Linked DNA regions of Homo sapiens: regions 1 and 2 are each linked to region 3. Evidence: chromatin contacts called from ENCODE Hi-C or POLR2A ChIA-PET data. All regions are on one chromosome and are shown on one strand. Each heading gives the region's core, a stretch centred on a gene start or an enhancer-like site at or near the end of the contact. The rest is flanking DNA. Distances are from core to core; before and after follow the strand shown. Region 1 overlaps EVA1C (eva-1 homolog C). Region 2 overlaps LOC105372753 (a long non-coding RNA gene). Region 3 holds the start of BACH1 (BTB domain and CNC homolog 1).

The links. Hi-C counts contacts between places; a loop is a spot of excess contacts on that map. ChIA-PET counts read pairs that join two places held with the same protein, here RNA polymerase II (POLR2A). Pooled maps may share reads with other maps.
Region 1: a loop to region 3 is called in a map of ovary, with 25 times the contacts of the local background. The contact joins the enhancer-like site here to the promoter of BACH1 in region 3. A Hi-C loop is called at or near these places in 1 of 168 maps with a recorded cell type or tissue (ovary). POLR2A ChIA-PET finds 5 or more read pairs at or near these places in 1 of 52 experiments (activated CD4-positive, alpha-beta T cell).
Region 2: a loop to region 3 is called in a map with no recorded cell type, with 18 times the contacts of the local background. The contact joins the enhancer-like site here to the promoter of BACH1 in region 3. A Hi-C loop is called at or near these places in 6 of 37 single-sample maps with no recorded cell type and 5 of 50 pooled maps. POLR2A ChIA-PET finds 5 or more read pairs at or near these places in 1 of 52 experiments (activated T-cell).

What each region holds. Positions count from the first base shown.
Region 1 is chr21:32,483,349-32,486,334 of GRCh38, reverse strand. All of the region lies in intron 4 of EVA1C (eva-1 homolog C), which reads right to left. Among named protein-coding and RNA genes, the nearest start is that of EVA1C, 72 kb to the right of the region's middle. Within about 2 kb of position 1,459, at least 10 of the 41 ENCODE cell types and tissues checked have a DNase peak (open chromatin) inside an H3K27ac peak, as active enhancers do.
Region 2 is chr21:25,455,616-25,458,488 of GRCh38, reverse strand. All of the region lies in intron 8 of LOC105372753 (a long non-coding RNA gene), which reads left to right. Among named protein-coding and RNA genes, the nearest start is that of LINC00158, 25 kb to the right of the region's middle. RefSeq lists a silencer at 168-297 and enhancers at 777-1,066, 418-1,617. Within about 2 kb of position 1,573, at least 7 of the 41 ENCODE cell types and tissues checked have a DNase peak (open chromatin) inside an H3K27ac peak, as active enhancers do.
Region 3 is chr21:29,297,222-29,300,308 of GRCh38, reverse strand. It overlaps BACH1 (BTB domain and CNC homolog 1), which reads right to left and starts at 1,387. Exons shown (of 5, transcript NM_001186.4): 1 at 1,356-1,387. It overlaps LOC105369299 (a long non-coding RNA gene), which reads left to right and starts at 1,573. Exons shown (of 2, transcript XR_937652.3): 1 at 1,573-3,087. RefSeq lists a silencer at 953-1,862.

The sequences.
Region 1 (2,986 bases), core at 210-2,709, 3.2 Mb before region 3:
TGGCCAACATGTTGAAACCCCCATCTCTACTAAAAATACAAAAATTAACTGGGTGTGGTGGCACACACCTGTAGTCCCAGCTACTTGGGAGGTTGAGGCAGGAGAATCGCTTGAACCTGGGAAGTGGAGGTTGCAGTAAGCCAAGATCATGCCACTGCACTCCAGCCTGGGCAACAAGAGTGAAACTCCTTCTCAAGAAAGAAAAAAAAGAACAACAGTAAGATCAATAGCTCCGCATCCACTCTTTCTTCCTTTGTCTGCTCATGGCGATTGGTTCAAACAATGCTGCCAGAGCCAACTTCTAAAAGTATATCTCTGATGATGTCCTTTGACTGTTTATGCCGAAACCTTACAAGGTGGAAGAGGCCTGGATCCCTGGGTCACTGGAAGCGAGCTGCCTAGGAAAACCACCCAAGCCTCACTGGACTGTGATATGACCAAGAAATAAACCTTTACTGGGTTAAGCCACTGAGTGGCTGTAACAGTTACATTAATTGCCCTGACAAATGCAGAAGGCTTGGCAAGGCTATGTAACTTGACTTAGGTCTCAGTGTTTGGTGGTAGTGTGTGCCCTAGAACCTCAATCCAGTTGACATTAAAGACTGTGCCCTTAAACATAATGTCTCCACTTAGACAAGAGTGGGAAAAGGTATTGCGAGAATCAGGAACTCAAACAATTTGGCAAGAGAGAGAAGACAAGTCTGGGCCATGGTGAACAAGAAATTAAGGAATCTAGATTCTGAGTCTGCTTGAGGAGCCGGCCCATGAGGAGCCAGGACAAGGGGATTAGAGAGAGAAGGTTCTTAAGGAGAGAAGAAACCTATGGGCTCCATGAAAGAAGAAAAACAAAATGAAAAAAATAAAAAGGGAGTGGCCAGGCACGGTGGCTCACGCCTGTAATCCCAGCACTTTGGAAGGCGGGTGGATCACCTGAGGTCAGGAGTTCGAGACCAGCCTGGCCAACATGGCGAAACCTCACCTCTACTAAAAATACAAAAAATTAGCCAGGTGTGGTGGTGCACGCCTGTAATCCTAGCCACTCTGGAGAGTCGCTTGAACCTGGGAAGTGGAGGCTGCAGTGAGGCGAGATTGCGCCATTGCACTCCAGCCTGTGTGACAGAGTGAGACTATTTCAAAAAAAAAGAGAGTGATCAACATCAGGTGAGTTTCAGGTGTGCAAGACCAGTTGCAGCATCTGAAAGACGTGGCCCTCTTGGAGGAAAACAAGAGGGTGGACAGTCAGGGGAGGAGAATGTCAACTACAGAGGAAGACGCATGCGTCTAATATGTTTGACGCTTCTAGAATGGGCCAAGGGAGAGTGTGGGTTGGGCTCTGGAAGGATTTGGAAGGGAGAACACATTAACAATGCTTGTGCAGTAAAAAAAAAAATCGGCAAACAAGGAAGTTTCTGTGGTCTGGCACAGGCCAGCCCCTCCCTGTGGGTGAGTGGGGACGTAATGGCTATGGAGATGGCAGAGGCCGGAACTTCCTCCAGTGGCGTGGCTGCTCGGCGGACAGACAGAAGCACACACAGTGGGTGGGGGTGAGTCGAGGGAGCTCACTGGGTCTTAGGGAGGCCAAAGGTGCCTGTCCAGAAGAGAGATTAGGGTAGAAATCACAGACCAACACATCTGCTGAGAAAAAGGGGCCAGAGAAAGAAGCAAGAGTCTCTAAGTAGGGGAGGAATTCACAGCCCAGGTAACTTAAAAGGTTGACAGAACCCCGGGTGACACATGTGAGTTGCATGAGTTAGCACAGTGTCCGCCCCAATAAATTTTTTTTTTTTTTTTGAGATGGAGTCTCTCTTTGTCGCCCAGGCTGGAGCGCATTGGCATGATCTCGGCTCACTGCAACCTCCGCCTCCTGGGTTCAAGCAATTCTCCTGCCTCAGCCTCCCAAGTAGCTGGGATTACAGGCACACGCCACTGCGCCTGGCTAATTTTTGTAATTTTAGTAGAGATGGGGTTTCACCATCTTGGTCAGGCTGGTCTCCAGCCCTTGACCCTAAGGTGATCCACCCACCTCGGCCTCCCAAAGTGCTGGGATTACAGGTGTCAGCCACTGCGCCTGGTCCACCCCAAGAAATATTAAATGGTAGTTCCTTCTGCAAGAGCATCAACATCGAACTATGTTCCAGGGAACCCTGGGGTTTGGAGGAGGTACCCTGGGGACTGGGCAGGTAGAGGAAAGTAGGAAGCTCATGTCTCAGGGAAACTCTTCTACTCATTGGAGAACCGTGAAGGGGTCCAGTTGAAAGGAATGATCTATGGCTAACCACTAAAAAATTGGAAAGTCAATGCCCTTGAGGGAAGGACAATTTAAATATATTTAAATACACACACACACACACACACACACACACACACACACATAAACAGTGAGGAACATTATCATAAAAGCACTTGATTTGAATATATTCATGAAGGACGTCTACGGCCATACCACCCTGAATGCACCTGATCTCGTCTTATATCCATGAAGGTTCGGACTTATTTTGCTAAGGTACCATTCCACAAGCCTGATAAAAAGAATCAGGTGCTGGGCACACAGTAGGCACTCAACAATTAAGTGCTTAATGAATGAATTCATGGTCTGAAATGGACAGCCTGGAACATGACATAATGCAAACATCCCACATCTCTGGCTTTAGAATGTGTTATTTTGTAGGGGTGCCTGATCTGTGAGATCGAATCTATGCTGAGAAAGGATGCTCCAAGGGCATTAGGAAGCAGTGAAGCTGCCATCCTTCTGTCTGGTTCCTGGATCAGCTCTTCCCAGCCACTCACTAGGGGCTTGGAATAAATCCATCTTTCCCCTGACTGCCTGGGAGTGGAGTACTCCAGTCTAAAGGAGTGGCTTGCTGGAGCTACTCTGGCGGGTCTTCATGAATGAAGAGTAAACACAGCAAGTCAAGAAGTCTATTGAGCTTTAAGAGAATGTTTTAAGTGCCTGTCTATACCAAATGCCAGAAACGTCAAGTCTGTC
Region 2 (2,873 bases), core at 324-2,823, 3.8 Mb after region 3:
GTAAGATCATTAATTTATGCCATGTACACCGTAACATTTTTAAGTTCTTAAAAAATTTTAATGTAGTGGGATGTAGTAGAGAGAGGGAAAAATCATTTTTAATTGTTTGGTTGGAAAAATGAGATTCATATGTATTTCCCCCCCAAAACATAATACAATAAAAGTAATAAATTTTAATAATTTTTTTTTGAGACATAGTCTCACCCTGTCACCCAGGCTAAAGTGCAGTGGCGTGATCTCAGAGCTGGGATTACAGGCGCAAGCCAACAAGTCTGGGTAATTTTTGTGTTTTTAGTAGAGATGGGGTTTCACCATGCTGGCCAGGCTGGTCTCGAATTCCTGGCCTGAAGTGATTTGCCTGCCTCGACCACCCAAAGTGTTGGGATTATAGCATGAGCCACTGTGTCCGGCCCAATTTTAATAATTTGAGCAGGGCTCACAGTTTTTCCTATAAAAATTCTTCCTTATAAGTAAAACAACTACATGGGATTTCATGGCTATTTTGGTATTTATATAACTCTTTAAGGAAAATAAAACTTTAGTTATATATATAAAACCTTGAGTTATATAAATAACTTTGAGTTATATACAGTTATAATGGCATTATGTGCTCTAAAGCAAAATCTCAATGTCCATTGTCTCACTGATCATAATTAAAAAGTATAACCCAGAATCCAGTTTGTAATTTCCAAGATGACTATCACTGTAAGTATTTGAAACACAGTTGATCTTTGTAAAAAAATTTTTTAATGAAAATAATTAGCTGGGAATATCCCACATGTATTCTAAATCCCCCAGTTGGTTTAGGTAATTTTTCTTATTCTTCCACAACACATGGTATTCTTTCTATGAATGACATCAGTTTGGAAATACCCCGTGGTTTTCTGAGTTATAAATGGGTATCTCAGTATGAACTCCTGATTATATTATGATTCATACTTTCACTTCTGTTTTTTCATACTATCATTTTGAAAAAGTGAAAATGAAACTGTGTCTCACTGGCCAAGAGTTCACAAGGGAGATGGAAAAGCAGAGTTTAATGGAATGATTTTTAAAATATTGAAGGATTGTGGTCTGAGAATACTGTAAAAACCATTTCTTAAGGAAAAGCAATGTAGTTGGGATCAAAACAAAAAAAATGCTCTTTGAGAGTTTCTCTGGAACTTTAGAGTGTCTACTGTCAGAGTTTTGCTTCACATAAGAGCATTGATGAAGTAATAATTATTATACTTATAATTATTCAATTATCAAGTATTGATTTCTTCTGGCATTTATTTATTTATTTATTTATTATTTATGACTCTTTAAAAAATTGTTTTTCTTGGTGGAACTAGGTTATGAACCCTAGCATTTTAATTCTAGAATTTGTTCTCTTAAGTATCACACTGTAGTAGCAATTTGATGGTAACACTAAAGAAAGAAAGAAAGAAGAAAAGAAAGGAAGGAAGGTGTGGAAAGTCCCAGAATGACTGCAGGTCTGAGAACATTTATTCAAACTGCAAATTTTCTTAGGGCAGGGGTCACGCTTGCTCTGGCTGTGTTCCCTGCACCTCAGTTCCTGGCACATAGCAACGCCTGACAAATATTTGTTGAATAAATGAGTACAGTAGCTTAAAAGCAAATTTTTGTACTTCATGGTTTTCTGTAGAAAGCCACAAGAAAAAAATTTCATCTGAGGTCTCAGCATTCTAGTAACTGTGAAGTATTAAGACTTGTATGAGTTCCCCTTATGAGAGGCTTAAAGTATTAGTATCATGAGGTATGAGGTTTAAGGCTAGATGCCTAAATGGCGTCTCATTTTTTATTAAGCTGGACTTGTAGCATGGGAACTTTGCCAGGGATTATAACACCTTTATAAACATTAATGTGATTTTAAAAATTGTTAGCTTAGGCCAGGTAAGGTGGTTCACACTGTAATCCCAGCACTTTGGGAGGCTGAGGTGGGCAGATCCCTTGAGCCCAGGAGTTCGAGACAAGCTTGGGTAACATGGCGAAACCCCATCCCTGCAAAAAATACAAAAATTAGCTGGGTGTGATGGTGCACGCCTGTAGTCTCAGGTACTTGGGAGGCTGAGAGGTGAGAGGATTGCTTGGGCCCAGGAGGTGGAGGCTGCAGTGAGCTGTGATTGCACCACTGCACTATGGTCTGGGTGGCATATAGCAAGGCCTTGTCTCAAAAACAAGTTAAAAAAAACTTATTAAGAGTAAATTTGCCTCCTTGGGCTGCTTGTCACCAAATGGCCATTCTTAACAAATAATTACGTTTTGTGGGTCAATATGTGTTTTTAAATTTTATTTTATGTATTTATGTTTTGAGGGTGTCACTACTGTTACTCAGGTTGGAGTGCAGTGACACAATCATAGCTCACTGCTGCCTCAACCTCCCTGGGTTCAGATGATCCTCCCCACTCAGCCTTCTGAGTTGTATAGGCATGTGCCACCATGCCGGGCTGATTTTTCTTTTCTTTTCTTTCTTTCTTTCTCTTTCTTTCTTTCTTTCTTTCTTTCTTTCTTTCTTTCTTTCTTTCTTTCTTTCTTTCTTTCTTTCTTTCTTTCTTTCCTTCTTTCTTTTTCTTTTTTTTTTTTTTTGTAGAGACAGAGTCTGGCTATGTTGCTCAAACTTGGTCTCGAACTCCTGAGCTCAAGCATTCCACCCTGCCTCATCCTCCAAAGTGCAGAGATTACAGGGGTGAGCCACCATGCCTGGCAATATGTGTTTTTTAAATGAATAAATTAACTCTTCACCTTCAAATCTCCTCTTCCCAGACCAACTTTTTTCTCTACCAACCTTGCTTTGATGATTATATTTCAAATATACCAACTCCTTTAGGTTAAGGCATTGAAGAATGGTTTGTCTAAGAGAGGATATCACC
Region 3 (3,087 bases), core at 138-2,637:
CTTTTTAGAGAGTCATCCTACCTTGTTAACCAACCAACATACCGAACAACAGTAAACCACTTGACAGAAACATAGGTTAAACAACAATACAAGAATCACTACGCCAAAGTCACCCTACTCCAAGCTGACTCACCGGGAGCCTTTCTTCCCTAAGCTTCTTCAAGATGTCCAAAGGCAGAAGTGGCAAGTGCCTTCAAGCCCAGCCCAGCCCTTGCACCACTACCCAAAGACCAGGAAGAAGCAAGCCGACCTCTTCCCATTTCTCTGCTTGACTATGTGAAGCGCTCAAGTGCTCTGCCACTAACACATCTGGGATTTCCACCCTTTATCCTTCTGAACTGCATTCAATGCAGACCCTCTGATGTAAAGGGTGTTCAAATACATGATCAAATTCCCATAGCATCATCCATGGGTAACAGTCCCTACCCCTACACAATTCTCCAAAAAGCAAAGCATCCTACAAAACATTCTTTGTTCCTCCAAGCATGACATTGTAGCTCGTTTTCCTCATACACGTTCTTTCACAATTACTACTACACTTTACCTGGAATCAGCACAAGTTTAACGCAGAAGCCTCACTCCATAAAAGCATTCCGCACAATTCTACTCAATGACATGAAACTGCCGTGTAAGAATGAGAAAGCAACGGCACTCGTGTTACATTACACGAGCACAAAGCTGGTGTCTCCAGAATCAACGCCCACTCTCACCATATTGTGCGAGGCTTAATTACAACGCGTGGGCAAAACTCCAACAAAGGGAGTCCTGGGCTCTCCGGTCCCCAAAACCAGTCTTCGCTAAATCCAGCTCAGCACGGTGGCCTTCTCTCCCCAGCCACAAACTCGGCTTTTCTTACGCGATTCCACGCGCGACAGCCACCGGGCTGAGTAGACGCGAGGCTGGGCATGCGGTGGGAGGCGGCGGAGGACAATACGGGGCCCCAGCCGCGAGGGCGGTGCTGATGTGTCACAGCCCGGGCGGGCCGCGGGCGAGGGGCCGGGCTGGCGCCCGAGGGCAGGGAGGGGGGTGGGGCAGGGACCCCGCGGCCCCCAGCCCCCGCCCGCCCCGGGTAAAGTACGGCGCGCGCGGGTAAACAACAGCTCCGGCAGTGCAGGGGGTTCGGCCGCCGACGGGACGCCCCTTCCGGCGTCGCGGCCACTTCCAGGATCCCGGCCGCCGGCGCCCCCCGCGGGCCCCGATACGTGCCCCCCGCGCCCCGCCCAGCCCAGAAAGAGCCGCCCCCGGCCCGCCCGCGCCTTCACTGGACCTGTCCGCCGGCCTCCCCTCACAGGCCCGCGGCCCTGACCGCGCCAACCCTCCCGGAGAAGGGCCGGCGGGACGGCCGAGCCACTCACCAGAGCTGAGGCGCGGCGCGGCCCGACTGACTGAAGCGAGAGCGCCCGGCGGGCGGCGAGGGCAGCGGTCAGGTGACTCACTCCTTCCGCGCGGCCAGCCGCCCCCTCCCTTCTGCGCCGCTCTGCTGCCGCCACCTCGCGGCGCCAAAACCCCGCCCGCCCGCTGAAGGCCCCGCCCCCGGCGCCGAAGCCCCGCCCTGCCGCCCTCGAAGCCTCTGTCAGCGAACGAGCGCGCGCAATAGCGCGGGGCAGGGGTCGCCGCGGCCGGAAGCCCACGCGGGGGGTTGCAGGGACGGGTCGTAAGGGGCGGGGCGGGCCTCGAGGAGGCGGCGGTGGGGTCCCCGGACCTCCGCGCGTGGCACAGCCCGCATCCTGAACTGACTCCCACTCGAGGACCACCTCTCCTCTCCCTTCTGAGGGCGGAACGGAAAGGCCAAGCGCCTCCTCGCCTCGGGAGCTGCAGGACGCCCTAATTCAGCCGAGTCGCCGCGTGCCCGGGTGCCCGCGAACAGCAGGAGAGAGGACGGGCGCTGGCCCCACAGGGGTCGCTTTACCCCTTGAAGAGCTCCTCGCTGCCTGCCCTGGGGGTGGTGGGCGTCCAGGTTCACAGGGTACTTGAGCTTGCTGGGGTGGGGGTGTGTATGAAGTGCGTCCAGGGTTTTGTGGAGCGCGTCTAGCAGTTGCTCTACTTCTTACTGACAGTGAAACAAGGGCGCCCACGACAGGTGTTCCCTTTTCGCTGTCGCTGCCAGGAAGCTTCCAGCCAGGTTCAGCGCCCAGTGGTGTCAGCCGGCCCATCTCGAGCCTTGGTTCCGCTGTCATCTTCTGGTGCTTATTCTGGTGTTTATCCAACTGTCCGTTTTGAAATTATGTTCCCAAGCCATTTAACACCTCTGGAGAACCAAAGCACTGGCTGTCAGCGGAGCGGGATGCACGCGCAGCGGAGGGGACTGGGCACGCCAACCCCACGAGGGTTCCTGCGGAGATGACACGGACCTTGAGGTCTGAAGCCAAAGGACGATTTGTGTGAAGGGATTTTATTGTTAGCTTTGGAGCCAGCAACAAGAACACAGCCCTGGAGTTCCCGGGGCAAAAAGGATACCAAGATAATAATTCAGGTATTACGACTAACATGACTGCATTTGCACCCACAGGCTGTGGGACTTGGGGACGTTTGAGCTACATCCAAAATACATGAGAAAATCACACAAGTGAAATTGGATGAGAGTGCGAGGGGTGAAGTGATACATTATGACCTAGAATTAGGGGAGGCTTCCTGGAGCAGGTGACATTTGCATTGGGTCTTGATTGGGAAGAGTGGAACCCAGCAGTCTAGATAGGGTCCAGAGGTAGGAGGTACCTCGCATCCCAGGCTGCCTCAGTTCATGGTGAGAGTGCAGATATTTAGTGAAACAGGAGGAAAGGACACTTGGAAATACACCATGAAAGAAGGATTGAAGTTCTTGCAGACACATGGGAGTGTCCGAGGCTTTATTCTCCTTCCACCTTGAGCCAGTGGAATTGCAGTGTCTTTTTTCTACACCTATGCAGTTTTTTCTACACCTGTGCAGTTTTTTCTAGGGGAAGATCAGACCCTCCTCTTTGGGAGGAACTCTTGCTTCTTTAGATAATAGCAGTGACATTTTCTAGCCTGAAAATTATGATGTATGCCCTGATAGGTTTAATTATTTGAGAAGTTCTCACAAAGGTATACAGATGTGCTAAGAGTATC